2 separate regions of the Mus musculus genome follow, and region 2 is linked to region 1. A link is a loop called in an ENCODE intact Hi-C map of the cell type or tissue named here. Cell type or tissue: heart. All regions are shown on one strand. Region 1 has its middle 9.1 kb from the start of Gm40726. Region 2 has its middle 89 kb from the start of Gm33919.

Evidence for each region. A loop is a pair of places that touch in the nucleus more often than their neighbours do. Peaks named below come from ENCODE experiments on the same cell type or tissue, not always from the same donor. Only the 100,000 strongest peaks of a DNase experiment are listed, where the experiment ranks them.
Region 2: it touches region 1 in a loop (2.3-fold over the local background); 7 of 42 quality-filtered maps call a loop at or near these places.

Annotation. Positions count from the first base shown.
Region 1 is chr10:84,016,838-84,021,837 of GRCm38, reverse strand. No RefSeq gene overlaps it. Among named protein-coding and RNA genes, the nearest start is that of Gm40726, 9.1 kb to the left of the region's middle. In heart, CTCF peaks have their summits at 1,385 and 2,231 (motif pointing right); DNase peaks (open chromatin) are centred at 1,457 and 2,177; H3K4me3 peaks cover 297 bases; H3K27ac peaks cover 2,379 bases.
Region 2 is chr10:83,835,513-83,840,512 of GRCm38, reverse strand. No RefSeq gene overlaps it. Among named protein-coding and RNA genes, the nearest start is that of Gm33919, 89 kb to the left of the region's middle. In heart, no CTCF peak of the experiment used is centred here; no DNase peak of the experiment used is centred here; H3K27ac peaks cover 1,117 bases.

The DNA of each region.
Region 1 (5,000 bases):
GCGTCCCAACTGAATCTTCCACAGGCTTGAGAAAAGTCTCTCATCAGTACCGCTAGCCCAGCCGATCCAGCTGAACTTCCCACTGTGGAGCGAACTCTTCATAGCACAGTGTCCTTAAACAGGTTTCAGGACCAGCTCTAAGATGCCAGCCCATGGCCTTGGACTCATTCTTTCTGTTGTTATGATCCAGGGCCTTAGGTTAAAAGGGTCTATGCATGGGCACATGCATGTGTGTATGTGTGTGTGTGCGCATGTAGGTGTGTGAAGGGGTGAGGTCAGAGAGACACCTGGGGCAGCTTGGGTCTGCATTTGCACTGCCAGTGAAACATCACAAGCTAGATACCTGAGCACTGTAAATTGAACCATTTCAGAGCAAGTCATCTGATCCCACAGTGTGGCCCCTAGGCCCAGAGGTCTGAATGCCTTCCTAATGACATCACTGCCCTTGCCGCAGGGACAACTCCCCTCATCACTCACCCGATGTCATAAGGGCTTCGCCTAAGCCCTTCAGCCTTCCAAGTAGACTTTTGTGTGTGAATGGGGGCAAAGGTATGTTTCCTGTCATGCACCCACAAGGAGGGACTCGAAATGGCCCAACAGCCCATTAACCGTTTACCCTGAAAAGAGGTGAGAAGAGAGAAGGCTGGGGAGGGGGAAAACAAACCTAATTCCCAGTATGATTCAACTAGCTAGCAGAAGCTAAAATCAGGCTTCTTGCAGCTCCCATCTAATCCTTAGACAACCAAGCCCCCACACACACACACATGCCCATTGATTCTTTTGATCCCCGTTTTTGTGACTGACATGCAACTGGGGTTGCTTTTTCTAGGGTCTGGACCTCACAGGGCAGCTGTGGAGAGGGGTGCCTGAACCATCATCAGTCTGTGAAGGAAGATGGTGAGGCCCGGGTTCCTTAAGGTCAGATCAAATGAACTCTGCAAAGCAAAGCTGGAGAGATGTGTCACACTGCCAAGCCACTCTCCGGTATCATGGAGCCAAGGGATGCTCTCCGACAGGCCTCTCCTGTCTCGGAGACTGAAAACCGGCAGGAGACAACGCAGAAAACTGTCTTTAAAAATCATCAAGAAGGTGACCTCTGGTCTGAGGGGGGCTATTGTAAACTTCTTCCCTTTCGGTCTCCGATCGACTTTTGCTCCTGCCTACTGCCCTGCCCGCTCAGCTCCCATATGTGCAATGTACATAAGTACAGGCATGCAGAAATGTATGTGCATGCACAGATACATGTATACTGAGCATGAACTGCAGTGCACACACAACTGGAAGCTCCATGAAACTAAAAACAAGAGCTTTTCCTGAACACGCCCTGCTTCCACATCTGCTGAGAAGTTTGCTCTTGTTGACTCGTTGCAGCGCCCCCATGTGACGCCGTGGTGTATTACACAAGACCTTGGAAGGATCTAACAATGGCTTAAAATGCAATGCTGTTAGAACACTAAGTACGACTTTTCTCTTTCTACCTGATCTTCAGTGAGCCCATAACACTGAGATATAGTGTCAGGGAAAAGTTTTTGCCACCCTCAAGGCACGTCTGCAGGCGGACTTCCTGAGTTACACTGCCCTGAGCTAGGAACACAGCTCTGAAATGGACAGAGGTCAAGGTCAAGTCTGAGTCACTACAGCCCTTCATGAACTCTCTGCCGCTGTAGACTGAGCTGACATCCAGGATGAGAGTCTCCCCTACTGAAATTGAAGTTCTCATTAATACAGGGTTCCTCCAAATGGCGTGTAGGGGACATTAGCATCAGAATAACCTCCTAAAGCAACTGTTAGAATGTGGAATTCTGGCCACCACTCTCTGTCCATCTATTGTTACCAGAATGCAAGAACCTGTACTTTCAGTTTTCGAGTTGAAATATGTGCAACTTTGAGGAGCCATCATTATTTTCCCACAGCCCCCAAGATTGGTGACTTGTGTTTTAACACAGCATTTCACTCCATAAGCCAGCAGGGCAACTTCAGACCCTGTGGTGAGAGAACGGCTTAAGAATAGGAGGTTCCTGGTGCTTTGCCGGTTTTTCCCACGGAAGCAGCTCCACGTACTACCAATACAAAGACCCAGCCTGAGTTAACTTCATCTGTTCTTTCTATATTTGTGCATCCCTGAAAGAGCACACATTGATGAGGGAGCAATGAGGCTTCTGAAGTGAAGAACGCTACCTGGACACTCAGGCCTGCGAAGCAAAGAGGAACAGTTGGAATTAATTGTCCTCCAGAGGGCGCCAACTCGGGCTGTAAGCGGAGCATCCTCTAAGTCTCGCGGACTCACTGCTTCCTGGTTGGGAAATCTTGCTCAGGTTACCTCCTTTGCCTCTTAGAGACAGTAGGTGCCTGCCTCAGTAAATACATGGTTATAATTAATTTCAGAAGCTCCTAAAAGTAGTTGCAGAGAGAGACGATGTGAGACACGGAGATGAAGTTAATCAAAAAGCTGCCCCCATACTTAAGTCTTAAATGAAGAAGTCTGAGACTCCTCCCCTAGCCTTTCCCCTCCCCCTGGCCCCTTCTCCCCTCCCCCTAGTCCCTTCTCCCCTCCCCCTAGTCCCTTCTCCCCTCCCCTAATCCCTTCTACTCTCCCTGCTCCACTTCTACTTCCTCCTACCCACCCCAACCCTCCTACTCCTCCACTTCCCTGGGACCAGTCATCTTTTAAGTATCTCAGTGATATGAGGCATCTTTCTGTTCCTAGACTCACACAAGCACTGATGGTCCTAACCAGGAAAACGAGGTGGGTCTTACAAGTTTCTGCGTTGGGAAAGTGAAATGTACGTAGACTTTTGACTGCCTTGGGCTCAGGACATTGATTGTTCCTATCTTTGGCAAAGGATAGAATGAAACACGAGTTGACTGCTATTGAGCCACGGTACAGAGCGATTTGTGGTTACAAGGTATTGGAAGGGCAGAATCTCTCCCTTTAGGAGGTGCCCAAGAACCAAGAGAACAAACTAACGGAGCAGCGAGATTCTGGGCTTTGACCATGATGGTGGGTTCTGCCTCCAGCTCTGTTGCTTACTAGTTGTATGACCCAGGTTCATAGGCTCACACTCTAAATACAATCTAAACCTTACTGCTGTTAGGAAAGATGAGGCTCAGATCAGTTTTGCTGCCTGGTAGATACAACTGTCTGGTTCTATTCTATTCTGGTGCTTCTGAGCCCCAAACCTTTGTTCACTGCTGTGATGTCTCTGCAAGAACTCACTTAGCTTATTATATATTCCCTTAATTTACCCTGTTTTCACACCTACCCCTCTCCTATTTCTTCCTCTTTGGGATTTTATGTATGTCCTTAGAAGGTTAGTACCTTAAAAACTATATAGAACTTTGATTTGTATGTATATTATATTTTAATATCCTCTAATAGTCTTGCTCTATAAATCAATTCCCAGCTTTTGTGCTTAGTGCTGGGATGTTTAGAGAGATCCATATTACCAGTCTCAAGTTTGCCCCAGAGAATACCACATGGAGAACATTAGAAAAATACCAATTTTTCCTGACCCCAATTCCACCGGTGCTTTGTGAATTTATCCCAAGTGGAGGCCAAACTTCTCTCTGGAAGGAAGAGAATCCCAGGCCTACTTCTCTGGGGCTCAGTAAACCCCTGTGGCAAAGACAGGTGACAATGACTCTTAAGATAATACTAAAAGGAGAGAAAGGGGGAGCAACTTACCACCAAAGGGGTGCAGTAAGGAAAAACAAAACTTGCCCTGCCCTCTGTAAGACAGACATGATTCATCTTTCAGTCCACTTAATTGCCCAGGTTTTACTGAGTGCTTCTATGTTTAAGGAATCTATGCATGGATGGCATTTGTATGGTCTCGGTATTCAGTGCTCCCAATTCCAATCTAGCACAGCTTCTCAGCGCTATGTGATGGCATGGGGCTTGACCCAGGAATCTGCATTTGGAACAAACGTAGTAGGAGAAAATGGGTTGATGGTCTCAGGCAAAAAAAAAAAAAAAAAGGTCCAGCCAGTTTATGAAAAGCAGGCTATTTTGAATATATATTTAGCAATGTGCCCCATTTCCCTCCTCTGTAATTTTCAGGAAAACAATCTCTTTTCTTATGCATCTTCAGTAACAATCATAGCTTTGACACCCTCTGCCCCTTGCTAGACTTTCTATACATGATGCAAAATGCATGCATTTGCTGTCCATTGTTCACCCAGATTACACAGTAGCTAGAGAGGGACCTTCTATGTCATTGCCAAGTGGACTTCTCCATCTCAGATGAGCCAACTGAAATTGAAATGCTGGCCAAGGTCTTAACCCTGCCCTCCTCTGTTTCTGGCTGCAAAATCCCAAGAGGCCCAGAGCGGACTCACCTTCTTAGCAATTGAAAGGCCCGGCAGCATTTCTAAGCATCTCAGAACCCACTATCAACTGGATACCACACTCTTCCCACACAGGAAGAGTAGAGCAGATGCCCATTTGCACGGGTTGTTGACTGGCTGGTTAGGGAGGGCATACTAAAGGTGAGAATCTCTAAAAGTGGTGTATACATAGTGAAGTATTTCATTCTAATCAAACATGCAAAACCACACGTTCATGTACTAGACCTTTGGGGGAGACCCAAGGAATTCTTTGTTATGTTCCCTGGACTTCAACATCTTCTTTAACCCAACTATTCCTTCAGTGTTCAAGCCTAGGATTTCAAGTTGCTGGTCTCCTTGTGCGGAGTTTATTTGCAGTTTCTGAAGCAATGTGGATGTGAAATTCCATTAAAATCTATCTGAAGAATTCATTATTAATTTTTTAAAAATATTTTCAAAAAAGTCAAGTACAGGTGGCACAGGTGTGTATAATCTCTTCTACTTAGGAGTATGAGACAAGGGACAGAGGCTTGAATTACAGGTTAAGTTCAAGGCCAACCTAGGCAACTTAAATAAGACTCTTGTCTAAAGACAAGGTTAAACTTGGGTTGAGGCTATAGCTCATACTAGAACACTCTAGCTAGCTTATGTGGGGACCCAAGTTCAACCCCTAA
Region 2 (5,000 bases), 180 kb after region 1:
GTCTCTTTTCTTCCATGAACCCGGAAGTCCTGCCTATTCCTTCCATCCAGCAATTGGTCCACAGCTTCTTTATTGGCAGATTGAGAACCAATTGGGAAATAGGACAGTATCAGAACCACCCCTACATAAATCAACCAGAAAGAAAAAAAAAAAACAAAACTCCCTTCATCTTTAGATTTCTGAGATACTGATCGATCTCTCTCTCTCTCTCTCTCTCTCTCTCTCTCTCTCTCTCTCTCTCCCTCTCTCTCTCATTTTCTTTTCTGCTTAGGCAGGTCAGAGCCTTTCCTTTCCCTCACCTTTAGCAACAGAGTCCCTTCTTTAAAGTTGGCCAAGGCAGGGGTGTCCTATAGGTTTGGTGGTTTGACATTGTCCTCGATGATGTTGTTATAAGACCTTACTTTTTTTTTCTCCAGTCTCTGCTCTGGTTTTGTCCTAAACTGTTTTCAAAGTGTTCATCAATGCATTCAGATTATCTGTGTGTCACTGTATTTCCTGTGCTCCTGTCCATGGGTCCTGTACTGCTCTGTACCATCATAGCTAATGCCAGCTTCTGGTCCGGAATGTAGGAAGAGAGCTGAGCCAGTCTGCTTCAGAATCTCCTGAACACTGTTTAAAAGTGGAACCAGCCTGTCTGAAGTCTGCCAAGGACTCTTCTCTGTGCCTGGATTAGAGTCTGATCTATATTTACAGGCAAATCTTCGGGGATGAAGATGCAAATACCTTTTCAGCATTTACTGCCTTACTAAAGCCTCTCTTGGTTTCCCATGATATTTAAGGTCCTTTAAATCATCCTTGAGAGTATCCAAGGCTGCTCCGAGGTTCCCATAGACACACAATCCTGCTAATGCAGATCAGTGAGTCCTGCACCACACACTGATAAAACTACCTAAGTCTCTCTGCAAATTTCTTTCTATCCCGTCTGGGCTTTGGGGAGGTTTTCTGACAATGGCTTTGAGCTTGGAGACCAGGGTTTGCAGTCCACAGAAAGGCATTTGGTCTGTTCTTGGGGGAGCTTAACTTTAAGAGACAACTGAGTTTACAGGGATTTTGGAGGACTGAGGGGGATGAGGAGGAAACCAGAGGGCGGGAGAGAGGCAGAAGGACATGGAGGAGTGAAGGATGAAGGTTGGGAATGGGATAAAGACTGTGATTAAGTTGAAGCTGTGATTTAAGAGGGTCTAAAAGAAAGACAACTTAAAGTTGCTTCTATGGCTTTGGCCAAGGAATCTGAGGAGATTTCTGGAATCTGGATTTTTTGGATTCTTTATGGCAATTAAGAAAACCATTAGTGGTTTGATCTTCTTCTGAACTGAGTTTCCCAGTCCCCTGGGCCAGCTTAAGGGACAGGCTTATGAAGAGCCAACTCCCATCCTCTTCCAAGTGTTTCCTTGGACATGACGAGAACACAGAGTCAAACAACAACACAGGAATGAAACAGATTTTAACTGAGGAGTTGTGGTTTGTTTGCTTGCTTGCTTGCTTGCTTTTCAGGCCTGAGGATATAAGGTGTATGAGTTTATACAATAAACTCAGGATCAAAACAAAAGTCCCAACAAATGTGAGATCTATGTCCCCTCTAATAGGGTTTTGATCCATCACACCCCACAAGACAACTGTAGGAAAGCAAACTATGCTACCCCCAAATTATACTCTTTTGACTCAGAGATTATTTTGAGAAATTTCACACAGAGAAAAGCACTGAACCTTGCTCTGGCATAAGAAAACTCAATACTTGTAAAGGGCATCTTCCAAAGAACAACTGTATCACAGGACTGTATCAGTCGGGAAGCATCTGCATCAATCTTTGTAATTTTGCGCATTAGTCTTTGCACATCCTTGTAACTCCAGCAACAGGAAGGCAGAGGTAGGAAGATGACAGGGTGACAGCAGACCACCTTCTCAGAAGATCTATCTACAAGCCTCATCTCTGGGTTCCAATGCTTCACCTGCTACACTTGGAGTGTCTCAACCCAGCCTTGCTACACTTGGAGTGTCTCAACCCAGCCTTTCCCACACCCTTCCCTCTTGGCTCCACAGATGCTGTCAAGTCCAAGATGTCTTGAGGTCTAGAGGAGTACTTGTCTGTGAGTATCTTCCCTGTGTGCAGATGGTGTACGTGTTATTAAACTTCTATTTGTTGCTGTCTTGCTAATCTATCCTTTGTTACAGGGAACTCCTGCTAAGAACTCCTGAAGAGTGGAGGAGAGAATTCTTTTTCCTACCTACCCCCATTTAGTCAAAAAAACTCTCAATCAGGAGACTCAGAAGGTGTCCAAGAAGCACTGTGTCCTTTGAGGATATTGGCTAACAGTTAGATCACCGTCTCAAATGGAGCTCGGTGGAGTTCCCAGACTGTTGAAAGCTGACTTCCCTATATCACCAAGGCAAAGTCTGGCTGAATCCAAGCTAAGCCAAATACCACTACATCAGAAGTAACCAATACTGTGCAAAGCTTGCTTCCATAGAGTCTCAGAAAATGAAAAGATGAGACCAGGATTCACTGAAGTTTGGAAGTTCAATTTAAGGCAGGTCTTTCAAAGGCTTGATGAAGACTACGTTGAAGTCATGATGTAACACTGCAGAAGTGCAGCAAAATAAGCAAGGAAAGGCAAGGGATCCCAAACATGTTTGCTATTTCCTGCACACTCTCGGAATGAATGATCATACTATTTGCTTGGAAACTTAGAAGCTATGCAAATGAAAATGGGAGATAGGCACACCCAACTTGCTGACTTTAGGGCACCATGTTGTCATTGGTAAAATTCATGCTTAAGCACCACACAATTGAATTACCACCCATCCCCCCCCCAAAAATAAAAGATCTCATAACATTTTAAATGAGTTTGTGGTTTTGCATTGGGCTACACTCATAACTAACCAGGACGCATGTGGTTGGACATGTCAGATTCTAGAGATTACAGATTCTTAGTTTCTTCTTCTTTGCCTGGTTCTATTTTACTTAACAAAGTAGGTGAAGCACTTTTCACTTGTTTTATATCTTCTATTAGAGCCATGGTGGTGCCTTTCATGAAATTCATTAATGGTAGATACTAATGACAGTTGGAATTCCTACAGAATGGTCTTAAGTTGAGGAATCTGCTGTACCTGTAGGTCCAATACTAGATCACACACATTCCAGAGATGGTTAGATCCTGAGAGTTCTAATCTGATGAAGGTCTTGATACCTTGAGGGCTTTAATGGACTGTAATATAACATAAGAGATGAGGTCTCTGGTGGCATATCCTTGGGGATTACATGTTGCTTTGGCCCCTACCTATCTCCTCTCTCTGCTTCCTGCATGTCCAGAGATGAGCCACCTTCCTCCTTCATATACTCCCAAGTCTGTGAAACTCTTCCTTGAAATCTGCCTGGAAACACAGACCCAAACAACTGTGGTAGGAACTTCCGAAACCTTACACACAAGTCTTTCCCTGCTAAATTGTTTCTGACAGATTCTCAGTTCAGTCACAGAAAACTAACAAATGCAGCCACCCTCCACCTTGTCTTCCTAGCGGCAGTTCACGAGCCCAGATTGCTCTATGGCGACAGTTACAAAAACAGAAGCACCTTCTTTTCCTGAAAAGTGAAAAGGCTGGTTCCAGAAAGGGGATGGGAAACAAAGACTTTCAAAATGCCAAAAGTACATCTTCAATGCCCCTGAAACCCTGGGTGGTCCTCCCACCCCACACCCAGTCCCTGATTTTCTAACTCTGAGTACCCTTGTCTTAGGATATCTTGAAGATCTCCAGAAACTGTCTAGCAGATCATGCATGAAGCCTTATCTTTTCCTGGTTATGCTTTTATTTCAAAGGTCATGAAAGCACGGGCTCCAGAAGGCTCACAGCGCACGCATGTGCGTGCACACACACATGCACACACACTGCTCTAAATGCACAGTAGCAGCTCTCAGCCCACACGTGAGTGTCACTTAGACAAAGATCAGATTTCCTTTTGAGGCCAAGAATTCAATAGCTCACAAGGCAGCTAGCTGAACTCTCCTTCTGGCTTCAAATGCAAACAGTTGGGGATTGCAAAGAGCAGGAAATAGAAACCAACTCCCCACACCACCCTTTCCCTGTTGTTGAATCATGCTTGTGAAATAATTCCCATTTGCTCAGTGAAGGAAAAGGAGCTCTCTGGATGGGTTAACCAGAGGTGCTTTTGTGGTAACTGTAAAGGGGTGTTTGGTCAGTCAGTTCTAGTTTAAAGTCATCTCCTAGCTGAAGGCCTTACAGTAGTTGTTGTGATAAAGAGGGACCATTTTCATAATTAAATTTAAAGCCCCATAAGTGATGGTTTTAATAGGTTCCGGGACTTACATCAAGCTAAAAATGGCCAACCATGAGGTCAAAACAACTAACTAAATGTTTAATAAGACCAGTATTTTCATTCTTTAAAGTCATATCTCAGAGCACACCTTCAATCCCAGCACTTGGGAGACAGAGACAGGCAAATCTCTCTGAGATCTCTGTGAGACCACCCTAGTCTACTTAATGAATTACAGGCCAGCCTGGGGCTACACACTGAAACGCTGTCTCAAAAATAAAATAAGATAAAATCAGATTTCAGGATAATAAAGATGGAGTTATCCCGTGGGTCAGGAGAAACAAATCTAGTCAGCTTCCTTTCTCAGAAAAGAAGAAAGAAAGGAAAATGGCCCAGAGATATTTGGGCTCATGCTGATGAGCATCCCAGAGCTTCCCCTATTGTTAGGCTTAGGAAGACCCACGTTTCTTATTCCAGCAGGCTGGAGGGCCCATGGTTTGCATACAGGTCTGATGAGATAGGCAGTAGCTCCACCATGAGTACTGATCTTGATGCTTTTCAAGAACTAGCAGTGGCTGGCTGGAGACGCATTCTGTACTTGGGGACAGCTGACAACTAGAGAAGAGCAGCATTAAAGCCATTACTCATATTCATCTGCACATCTAAGCATCATCTCACTTGACTACCCAGAACCATCACACCACAGGGCGCAGGTCACCCAACCTTACCC